2 separate regions of the Homo sapiens genome follow, and region 1 is linked to region 2. Evidence: chromatin contacts called from ENCODE Hi-C or POLR2A ChIA-PET data. All regions are on one chromosome and are shown on one strand. Each heading gives the region's core, a stretch centred on a gene start or an enhancer-like site at or near the end of the contact. The rest is flanking DNA. Distances are from core to core; before and after follow the strand shown.

What was found. A loop is a pair of places that touch in the nucleus more often than their neighbours do. ChIA-PET counts read pairs that join two places held with the same protein, here RNA polymerase II (POLR2A). Pooled maps may share reads with other maps.
Region 1: a pooled map shows a loop between it and region 2 (3-fold over the local background). The contact joins two enhancer-like sites. A Hi-C loop is called at or near these places in 6 of 50 pooled maps. POLR2A ChIA-PET finds 5 or more read pairs at or near these places in 5 of 52 experiments (MCF 10A, OCI-LY7, PC-9 and 2 more).

What each region holds. Positions count from the first base shown.
Region 1 is chr4:83,348,926-83,354,717 of GRCh38, reverse strand. No RefSeq gene overlaps it. Among named protein-coding and RNA genes, the nearest start is that of HPSE, 17 kb to the right of the region's middle. Within about 2 kb of position 4,362, at least 4 of the 41 ENCODE cell types and tissues checked have a DNase peak (open chromatin) inside an H3K27ac peak, as active enhancers do.
Region 2 is chr4:83,385,694-83,391,420 of GRCh38, reverse strand. No RefSeq gene overlaps it. Among named protein-coding and RNA genes, the nearest start is that of HPSE, 54 kb to the right of the region's middle. RefSeq lists enhancers at 517-1,334, 1,820-3,019. Within about 2 kb of position 1,985, at least 2 of the 41 ENCODE cell types and tissues checked have a DNase peak (open chromatin) inside an H3K27ac peak, as active enhancers do.

The DNA.
Region 1 (5,792 bases), core at 3,113-5,612, 39 kb after region 2:
ACAAATAATTTAAATAGATATTTCCCCCAAAGAAGAATGACCAATAAGCATATGAAAAGATCAGCATCATTTTTCACTAGGGAAATGTACATCAAAACCACAATAAGATATCAACTTGGTAAAAGAGTTCAGAACATAATGCACCAAAATATACCACTTTTGCATATTGATTATTTTGAACTAAAAGCACTTGAGTAACAGCAGATGTAGGAATTCTCTGATCTCCCCCCGCTTTTTTTTTTCACCAAATAGCAGATGATAAAGCTTCCTGTGAGAAAGTTGTCCTCCTTGTAGCAGGAAGAAAAGAACATTCTTATCAACAGAAACTAAGAGTTACCCTGAAAAGGATCTGTACAATTCTGAACATACTAAAATAGCTTTTATCTTCCACTAATTTACTCATATTTCCTAATCTCTATACCACAATTTACTGCTCTAGCCCGAGCCCCTTTGTCTTGTTACATCTCCACTAATTTAGTATTCTTTGTGGACAAAGGCATATAAGCTTTAGGGCCCAGTGGCTTCTTTGGGTCTTCATTACCCTTGTGAAGACTCCTATGTACATGTAAACATATTGAATGAACTTATATGCTTTTCTCCTATCGATCCATCTTATGTCAGTTTAAGTATTAGGCCCAGTCACAGAACCTAAGTAGGTAGAAGAAAATTTTTCCTTCCCTACGATGGATATAATTTAAAAAGACACACGATAATAAGTGTTGGTGAGGACGTGGAGAAAATAGAACCCTCATATATTGCTGATGGGATTATAACATGGTATAGTCACTGTAGAAAACAGGTTGATATTTCTTCAAAATGTTAAACGTAGAGTTATATGACTTGGCAATTCCACTCCTAGGTATATATCCAAAAGAATTGAAAATCTTGTACATGAATGTTCATAGGAGTATTACACATAATAGCCAAAGAGCAGAAGCAGCACAAATGTCCATCAACTGATAAATTGACAAATACAAGTGGTATATCCATATAAATGGAATATTATTCAGCCACAAAAAGGAATAAAGTACTGGTTTATGCTATAACATAGCATAACCTTGAAAACATTGTGCAAAGTGAAAGAAGCCAGACACAAAATGATACATATTGTATGAAATGTCCAGAATAGGCAAATCCATAAAGACAGAAGGTAGATAGCAAGTAAGAATTACTGCTAATGGATATGGAGTTTCTCTTTGGAGTGATGAGAATGTTACGGAATTAGATAGTATTGATGGTTGCACAACCTTGTGAATATACTAAAACCCCTGAATTGTACACTTTAAAATGGTGAATTTATGCTATGAGAATTGTATCTCAATTTAAAAAAATAAGATAGATTGATGAATAGAGAGAGGGATGATTGAATGGATAGACACATAGTTAATTGTAGAATCTAGGTGGTGGTTACAAACTTTTATGTATGTTTACAATTTTTATTATAATAAGAGGATAGAAATGATAGAAAACTTAAAATGTTTCCCTGTTCTGCAGGGTTGTGTCTGAGTTCTGGGGCACTTGCACAGTGCTGAGGAGTGATGCATGTCAGGAGTGAGGCCAGGAGCAGGCAGATGACAGGAGGAAGTGATCTTCCACTCATCTGTCCACCCAGGTATCACCTGGAACATCTATTGGTCCACCTGCCCCTCGGCCATCGGCAAGCCCTTTCTGTCAATTGCAGCTTCATCACTATTTTACAATATGTAATGTGAAAATGTTCAATTGTATCTAAAATTCATTTACTTTATCACAAAAAATTTCAACATTGTCTTTTTTAAGATTTGACTCTGGGTCAACATTATCTTTCTCATGAAAGAAAGGAATTGCTGTGAGATTCTTTTAATAAATACAACTGTTAAAATTTTTTAAATTGTTTATTACCTACTTGCATGAGCAAAGTTTTTATTAGGAATTTGAAGAGATTATTGAAAATCATTAATTAAGATGGTGGACAGACATTTCAAATACACTGAATATTAAATAGTTATGTTCTAGCCAGACATGGTGGCTCACACTTGTAATCCCAATACTTTGAGAGGCCGAGACAGGAGGATTGCTTCAGCCCAGGAGTTGGAGACCAGCTTGGGCAACATAACAAGACCCTGTCTCTACAAAAAAATTTTAAACTTAGCAGGGCATGATGATGTGCACCTGTAGTCCCAGTTACTTGGGAGGCTGAGGCAGAAGGATTGATTGAGCCTGGGAGATTGAGGCTGCAGTGAGCCATGATTGCACCACTGCACTCCAGCTTGGGTGACACTGTGAGACCTTGTCTCAAAAAAAAAAATGTTATCTTCATGAATTCAAGCTTTGATTAAGAAAATGTAAGAAACAGCATTTGGAGGTTGTTTACAAATAAAATATTTAGCAAACGTGTGGCCTGTATTTTATGCTTCTTATCATAATTATATAACATACAAAATGTATTTTACACCAAGGGTGTGCGGATTCCCTCGAAAGCATCAGCTTTCCCAGAGTGCTCTACAAATGCTGTCATTTTCTATGTGTGTCAAGGTGTGCAGTAGGTTAGGAAACTGCACCGTGGTGAGGTGTTAACTCTGAGGCACCTCACAGAATCTTAATGGATTTAGGTTTAGGCTTTTGAAAATAAAAGCTTGTTCTCTGCTTTTTTTTTGCCCCGCTGTGTCACATCCTACATTTGAAACAATGAGCCAAGCTTGCTACTTGTTCAAAAAAGAAGACTAGAAAGAAAAAAGGGACATAGAGTAACATCTCTAAAACAATTCCTAAGATGTGGTCCACAGACCTCCTAAGAGTCTGGAGACCCCTGCAAGGGGTCTGTGAAGTCAAAACTCTTTTCATAATAATATTAAAATGTCATTTGTTCCTTTCACCCTCATTCTCTCCTGAGAGGACAGTGCGATTTTCCAGACACTACATGATGTATTATGATGTAACAAATTTAATGTTGATATTCATGTAAGAATCCAGCCACCTTTTGTTAAGTGAGAATCCAGCCGCCTTTTGTTAAGTGAGACACTAAAGTGATTTGCAGATAAAACAATGCTACTTTTCTCGCTGATTTTCTTGTTTTAAACATAGTTTTTTTAATAAAAATATGCTATTTATATTAATATGAAATGTGTTTATGGCCAGGTGCAGTGGCTCATGCTTGTAATCCCACCACTTTGGAAGGACAAAGCAGGAGAATCACTTGAGGCCAGGAGTTCGAGACCAGCCTTGGCAACATAGCAAGACCCCCATTTCTACAAAAGATGTTTTTTAAAAATTAGCCAGGAGGAACAGAAAACCAAACATGGCATGTTCTCACTCATAAGTGGGAGCTGAACAATGAGGATACATGGACACAGGGAGATATCACACTCCGGTACCTGTCGGGGGGTGTGGGAGCTAGGGGAGGGAGAGCATTAGGACAAATACCTAATGCATGCGGAGCTTAAAACCTAGATGACAGGTTGATAGATGCAGCAAACCACCATGGCACATGTATATCTATGCAACAAACCTGCATGTTCTACACATGTGTCCCAGAACTTTAAAGTAAAATAATAAATACATAAATAAGCCAGGTGTGATGGTACTTGACAGCAGTCCTAGCTACTTGGAAGGCTGAGGTGAGAGGATTGCTTGAGCCCAAGAGTTTGAGGTTACAGTGAGTTATGATCATGCCACTGACCTTCAGCCTGGGTAACAGAACAAGATCCTGTCTCTAAAAGAAAAAAAGTATTTGTTATAGTTACTCTTAATTATTTAACAAATATTTTTTAAATGTCTCAGTTTTAATTTTTAGTGCATCAAATATTGCAGATGTAACCCATGTGAAAAAAACTCTTTGGAATCCCCAGTAATTTGTAATAGTGTAAATGGTTCCTGGGATCAGAAATTTTGAGAACTGCTGCCAAAGTTTTACGCTGCCACACATCTAATATGTAAAAAACTCTGCAGCTATTAAAATGGAGCATGAAAACATGTTTATTACAGTGAAAAGATATCCTTTTCAATTATTAAGTGGGTATAGTGTGATCTCATATTTAATTGAAATAAATATGTGTGTTTGTGTATGTATGTGTCTATTCATAGGGAAAAAAGTATGGAAGAACACATACCAATAATGCTAATTATTTCTAGCCTGTAAGATTATGACAATATTTACTTTATTCTCTATTCCTTTGCTATGTATACTAAATTTTAAAGCTTTTAAAAATCGTGGTAAAAAACACATAAAATTCACCATCTTAACCGTTTCCAAGTGAACAATCTAGTAGTGCTAAGTATATTCACGTGACTGTGAAACAGATCTACAAAACTTTTTATCTCGTAAAACTGAAACTCTATAACCATTGAAAAACAACTCCCCTTTTTGCCCTCCCCCTCATGCCTGGAAATCACTGTTTTACTTTCTGTTTCTATGTATTTGACTACTTTAGATACCTCATATAAATGGACTTAACAATACTTGTCTTTTTGTGACTGGTTTATTTCATTTAGCATAATATCCTCAGGGTAGTAGCATGTGTCAGAATTTCCTTCCTTTTTAAGACTGAATAATATTTTGTTGTGTGTACAAGAGGACTTCAAAAAGTTCTTGGGACCATGCGTGGTGGCTCACGCCTGTAATCCCAGCACTTTGGGAGGCCAAGGCAGGCACTTGAGGTCAGGAGTTCAAGACCAGCCTGGCCAACATGGTGAAACCCCGTCTCTACTAAAAATACAAAAATTAGCTGGGTGTGGTGGCATGCACCTGTACTTCCAGCTACTTGGGAGGCTGAGGCAGGAGAGTGGCTTGAATCCGGGAGGAGGAGGTTGCAGTGAGCCGAGATTATTTGATTAAAATACAAAAATAAAAAATGTAAACTTTGACTGGGCATGGTGGCTCACGCCTGTAACCCCAGCACTCTGGGAGGCCGAGGTGGGCAGATTGCTTGAGGTCAGGAGTTCAAGACCAGCCTGGCCAACATGGTGAAACCCTGTCTCTACGAAAAATACAAAAATTAGCCAAGCATGGTGGCATGCACCTATAATCCCAGCTACTCAGGAGGCTGAGGCAGGAGAATTGCTTGAACCCAGGAGGCGGAGGTTGTCATGAGCCGAGATCATGCCACTGTACTCCAGCCTAGGCGACAAAGTGAGACCGTGTCTCAAAAAACAAACAAACAAACAAACAAACAAAATATATATATATAAACTTTATTTCTGAACATAAGCTCCAGCAAAGATACCCTTCATTTAGTTTCTCCCTAAAGAACGGAGGGTCCTGGGAATGTAACCATGTCAATGCAGTCTTTTTAAAATTATTGACTGAAGAAAAATGGGTGCCCTTGAAAGATTTTTTAAGATTAGGAAACAAAAAGAAGTTAAAAGGTGCCAAACGGGACTTTAAGATGGATACCTAATGATTTCCCATAGAAGCTCTCACAAAATTACCCTTGTTTGATGAGAAAAATGAGTAGGAGGATGGTCATGGTGGAGAAGGACTCTGTGCTGAAGCTATCCCAGGCATTTTTCTGCTAAAGCTTTGGCTAATGTTCTCGAAACACTCTTATAATATGTAGATGTTATTGTTCTTTGGGCCTCCAGAAAGTCAATAAGCAAAATGCCTTGAGCATCCGCAGAAAAATGTCGCCATGACCTTTTGCTCTGGCCCAGTTCACTGTGCGTTGACTGGACCACTTCATCTCTTGGTAGCCATTGCTTTGATTGTGCTTTGTCTTCAGCCGTGTTCCATGTCCTGTTACAATTTTTCGAAGAAATGCCTCAGGATCTTGATCCCACTTGTTTAAAATTTCCATTGAAAGCTCTGCTCTTGCCTG
Region 2 (5,727 bases), core at 736-3,235:
TGGTAGAAGAGGACCATGAACTAGATGCTAAAAGGACAGGAGAATTGGGGATGTCAGAGAGAAGGCATTTGGGGGAGCAAGAGCACAGGTACTCTTCCAGCTGAGGCGTACAAAGAAGAGGCTATGAGCTGCACCATCTGTATACTGGAGCTCTTAAAGCAGTAACGAGAAACCAAATGAGCAGCAGCACGTCGTTTGTGCTGAGCCAGCACTACTTTCTCATCTGGTCTCCCTTGTGATCAATGGACGCCATGTGTGAAACGCCTGACAGAGGTGTGCACATGCCACTGCAATATGGGCAGAGCCATCTGGAGGTCAAGTTCATAATAACCTTGGTCTTCTTAGCTCCATGGTCTGTCTGTCTAAACTAATCCCTGCTCCCTATGACAAAAAGAAAATGTATCTGACCTTTGTCAAAGACAAAGTCAGACACTAGTAAAGTACTAAAATAGACATTATTCTGTCATAACCACTGCAATAGGGAAGCGATACAGTGTGAACTGAGCTTACTTTGATTGTGCAGAGTTGACTGGGTGTTTGAAAGGGAGAATGAGGGAGTAGGATGGGAGAACCAGACCGAGCTTGAGCAGGGACTGGGTTTGTTGATTGGTGCTTATGTGGAAGAAAAGCAGATTTCCCCTCACATCTTTATGACAGGAGATAGTGCTGCTAGTTAGAGCGCAGTGGTCACCCTACTGGGAGATGTGGTAAGGAGAGCAGAGTTATTTCCCTGAATTTTTGCATTTCAAAGAGATGGCCAGCAGGCGCAGTGGCTCACGCCAGTAATCCCACCACTTTGGGAGGTCTGGGCGGCCGGATCACTGGAGGTCATTCGGAATTTGAGATCAGCCTGGCCAACATGGTAAAACCCCGTCTCTACTAAAAATACAAAAATTAGCCAGATATAGCGGCAGGAGCCTGTAATCCCAGCTACCCAGGAGTCTGAGGCAGGAGAATCACTTCAACCATCTCAAAAAAAAAAAAAGGAATGGCCCTCAGGTTCTCGAGGAGACAGTTCTGGATAGTGGAAATCAACATCACAAAGAGGGAGAGAAAGCATCTACACTTGCAAACTTTCTAAAGGTACTGCTCTAAGGCAGGCAGGTGAAGGGGCCTATCTGTCTATTACCAGGTTTGGGCTGGAACAAACAGTAATTCTCCAGCAGCCTTGAGCATTCCCAGGCAGGAACTTTAAGGGGAGTGAGGGGTCATCCTAGGGGTTCAGCCTTAACTGTTAGAGACTATATTACTGGTGGTTCGAGTCTTTTAGTGGGGAAGAGAGAGTGTGGATGAAATCATTTGTTCTGAGAGTCTGTAGTTTTTACAGGCCAAAGTTGAGGCCTCATCAAAAAGAGGACTCAGAGGAGTCTTTCTAAAGTTTGAGCCGGGCATGGTGGCTCACGTCTATAATCCCAGAACGTTGGGAGGGTGAGGTGGCAGGATCACTTGAGCTCAGGAGATTCACGCTGCAGTGAGATATGATCATGCCATTGCACTCCAGCCTGGCAACAGACTGAGGCCCTGTATCTATTTTTAAAACATAAAGTAATAAATAAACTTTGGTCAAGAAGAGAGTTTTTGTCGCCCTCCAATATTTGTTCAAAATGCTCCACTTAGCTCGTTTTTTAAAATACCATCACTAAGCTTGACATTTGGTTGTTATAAAACCTGGGTCTTGGTCTTTAACTTAATTTTAGTTCTTGGGTTTTTCTCAGTATGATCACAGGGGAGTAGAAAGAGGGTTTTAACATAAGTTATTTCAGCCCTTTGCATAGCTCTTAAGTTCAGCTTTCAAGACTCCAGCTGCAGGAGGAAGCCTTTAGAAACTGGAATGACCTTGAAAAGCTTCTTCCACCCATCGCCTGGGCCTGAGCAGGTGCAATTCAAAATGACCTCAAGGGGGGAGTTGAGCTTTTATAGGCAACAGGCTGCACTTTAGTTGTCCCAGCCTGTGCAGACATACTAAATCAAAATTAACTGTTAATGATGGTGGTGTCAGTACCACTCTGCTGGGGAAACTAAAAGGCAGAGAAACGAGGCTCTAACAGCTGTCAGTAATTGGGTCACTGCCTTCCCCTGAGCACTGGCTGCCTACACTTTTGCCAGCACCTACTATCATTAATGGCCCTGCTGCCAAAAAGACTTACCTTTGCCAAGATGTTGGGCTGGATGAACACGTGTTCTTTCAGGAGAAGCCGAAAGTCCTTGAGAGAAGCACAAAAGCAGGACATGAGTCCACACAGAAAAATGTGAGAAAGGTCTGATGCATCACTAAATAGTGCCGTGGGCAGAACACGCTAACAGTGGCTGCATCCGCACTTTTGTTACTGTGGGCAGAGTGAACGGCAGGTGGAGGCTGGCTTCCCTACAAGTTTCATGTGTCCTTTTTTGTTGTCTTTTCCTGAAAAATGAGCAGACACTGTCAAAACTTCTTTATTATCAATTCAGCAATGAGAAAAAGTCTTTCCCATTATTTATTCCAAATGCGTAATTGGCATGTTACTGATTCATAATGGCGAGTGGTTTCATCCATAAATAATGATCAATTGAGTTCCTGTGTCTGATACAGACCACTAAGCAGACTAAGATCAGAGAAACCCACTCAATATTTCGCTTTTCCTTAGTGAATGTCAATGATCTGTTGAATGAGAAGCTTGAATCCCACCCTTGGTAACAGATGTCCTGGCTGGTCTCTGCTAGAATTGCAGATAAATTGTTCCACAGGTAATTCAAGTGGCTTGGAAGGAAATGAGTTCCACTCCTTATCCCTGGGAACACTCGCCACATCTATACTGTGAATTAAGAAGCTTCAGAGTGTTATTGGGGTGTTTTATTTAAGCACCTCAGTTTGGTGTTACTTACAAACCAATGTAAGTTAGTAGTTACATGTATGCGACTATGGAGGGCGGTGGAGTTCTCTCAGATTAAAAGCTCTTCTTGCTTTTCAGGCAGTACCATCAAAGTGGCAATTCAAGGAAACCCGGAAGTGAACTGCTGGGCTTGCTGTCTGGGGGTAGGCAGTGTTTCCTGCATGGTGGAGTACTCCAAAAGGGGCAACTGTGGAGCTACATCACTGGTGACCACAGAAAAAGAAATGGGATGGCTGTTTATTTGTTCTCAGAACCATCCCCTGCTCTTTTCTTCTCAGAATTGTAGGGGCCAGAGCCTGGACATTTCCATTTCCCAGTCTTCCTTGTTGACCTGGTGCTCAGTTAGGTTTATTCTGTGGGAACCCACTTGGAGCTCCAGAGCTGGTATTGTGAAAGATGTCAGAGTCAAAATGGAGTCACTGATGTTAAGAAAACCCTGACAATAGAGCCAGGGAAGGCCATGAAGAGAGGGTTTCATGCTTGTATGCCTGATCATGAAAAAGACTCTACAACAAAACACAACTTTGTACATAAAATACTTCTGCAAGGACTTCTGCCCAGCAACTGCCAGTCCAACCTTGGACTGGTGCCACCATTATTATTGATCTTCATAGCCAAGGATAATTATTTCAAAACAATTACATAATCCTCATTTTTTCCTTTGAAAACCTTTGTGTTCCTTCACCTCCCTAAATATGCACATAGTTTACTACGGTATGTGCATTCCTATTGCAATGTTCCATTCCCAAATAAACATCTTTTCTTTTAGAGAGCCTCTCTCTGTCATTTAGGTGGAAAATATAAAGATTATTTTAAGCTGAAGACATTTGAGATTCAACAGATACAGAAAGGAGCCCTCTCAGAGCTTCGTTTCTCTGACAAAAAGCAGAAACTTCTAAATGAGGGTGCCATAAATTTCCTCTTTGAAGCAGATTTTCTCCCATGAGAGAGACCAAGAGTTAACCTACCATAAATCCCCTCTTCAGTGTGGTTTCATGGCCAGAAAGAAGACAGAAAGACTACTTACAAACGAACATTATTAAAAACTTTCTTTTCTCCTGTTTTTTTTCCCCTAAAAACCTATTTGTCTTTCCTAAAGAAATCTATTTGTTCTTTCATGAGGAGACTTTTCTCCTTTCTCCCTTTCACCTATGAAGTTAGGAATGTAAGCCCCAAATTCCAACCACCACACCACACCCAGTGACTCCTCACTGAGCACTCATGTGTGCATTGCACACACAAACTGTCTTTTCTCCTGTGACTCTGTCTTTTGTCTGTTAAATTGACAGGCCCTGAGCTACCGAATGTAAGATAGTAAAGGAAAAGTTTTTCCTTCTCAATAGGCCAGTGGGAGGCACTGGCGGGAGATCTGGCAGCATCTCCAGCTGCGTCTCCTCTAAGGTCCCAGCTTTTTTGAGGCAGCCTCTCTGCAGCCTCAGCTCCTTGGGCAGGCTCCAAAGTGGTTAACTCCCACCAATGGTGGTGGTTCTGGCTCCTGGCTTCCCAATACCACCTTTTCTTTTGTTCTTTCTAGTCCTGTGGGTAGTAGTAGCCTCTTGCTGTTGCTAATATCTGGCTTGCCTCCTTGTCCTTTGTTTGACTTTTCAATTCTCTCAAGACTTTTGTATTTGGTTCCCTATATCAAATTCCCTCAACAAAATTATCTGAGATGGGCTCTGTTTTCCAAACAGGACACTCTCTGATAAAAGAGGTAGGCATGGCTTGGTCTTCCTCATCACTATCAGGGACTTTCCAATGCCAGTCTTCCTTAAATTCTTTATAGGAACAGGAAATTGGTTAGTGTTTGGGGGATATAGAGAAGAAAATCTTTTTCCTTCTATCCTCCTAGCTTCAATGGCTGAGGCCCGCAAATCAAACTGATAAAGGCAGGTGAACAAGAAAGAAAACACAGTTTAATTTATATATGTACAAATGAGAGAAAATGTGACTCAAGGAGGTAGCCAGATGCTTGATGCTTTTACACAGACTAAGCTACACAAATAAAAGGGTCTTTGGGCTTCTGAGCAGAGGAAGCAAGTTATGGGTAGGTGAGGGGAGAAATGTAAGGTAAAGAAGACTTGTCCTGTTATGCAGATAATACTCTCTGGCGGTGGGGGTGGGGTGGAGGGGATAAGACTTGTCTCCCTGGAGTAGCTGTGTCCTTGGTACGGAGACATCTTTACAAATGGAAGTGTCCTTCAAAAATATAAACTTTTTTACAAAAAAATTACTTTGTGGTATGGTTTGGATTTTTGTCCCCTCCCAAATCTCATGTTGAATTGGAGGAGGGGCCTGGTGGGAGGTGATTGGATCATGGGGGCAGATTTCCCCCTTGCTGGTCTTGTGATAGTGAGTGAGTTCTCAGGAGACCTGATTGTTTAAAAGTGATGTGGAGCCTCCCCTCCTTCCCCTGCCACCATGTGAAGAGGGTGCTTGCTTCCCTTTCCAACATGATGGTACATTTCTTGAGGCCTCCCAGTCATGCTTCCTGTTAAGCCTGCGGAACTGTGAGTCAATTAAACCTCTTTTCTTTATAAATTATCCAGCCTCAGGTAGTTCTTTATAGCAGTGTGAGAACAGACTAACACAGAAAATTGGTACCAGGAGTAATGCACTGCTATAAAGATACCTGAAAATGTAGAAACAATGCCAGAACTGGGTAATGGGCAGAGGTTGGCACAGTTTGGAGGGCTCAGAAGAAGACAGGAAGATATGGGAAAGTTTGGAGCTTCCTAGAGACTTGTTGAATGGCTTTTGACAGAAATGCTGATGATGACTATGGACAATGTAGTCCGGGCTGAGGTGGTCTCAAATAGAGAAGAGGAACTTATTGAAAACTGAAGTAAAGGTCACTCTT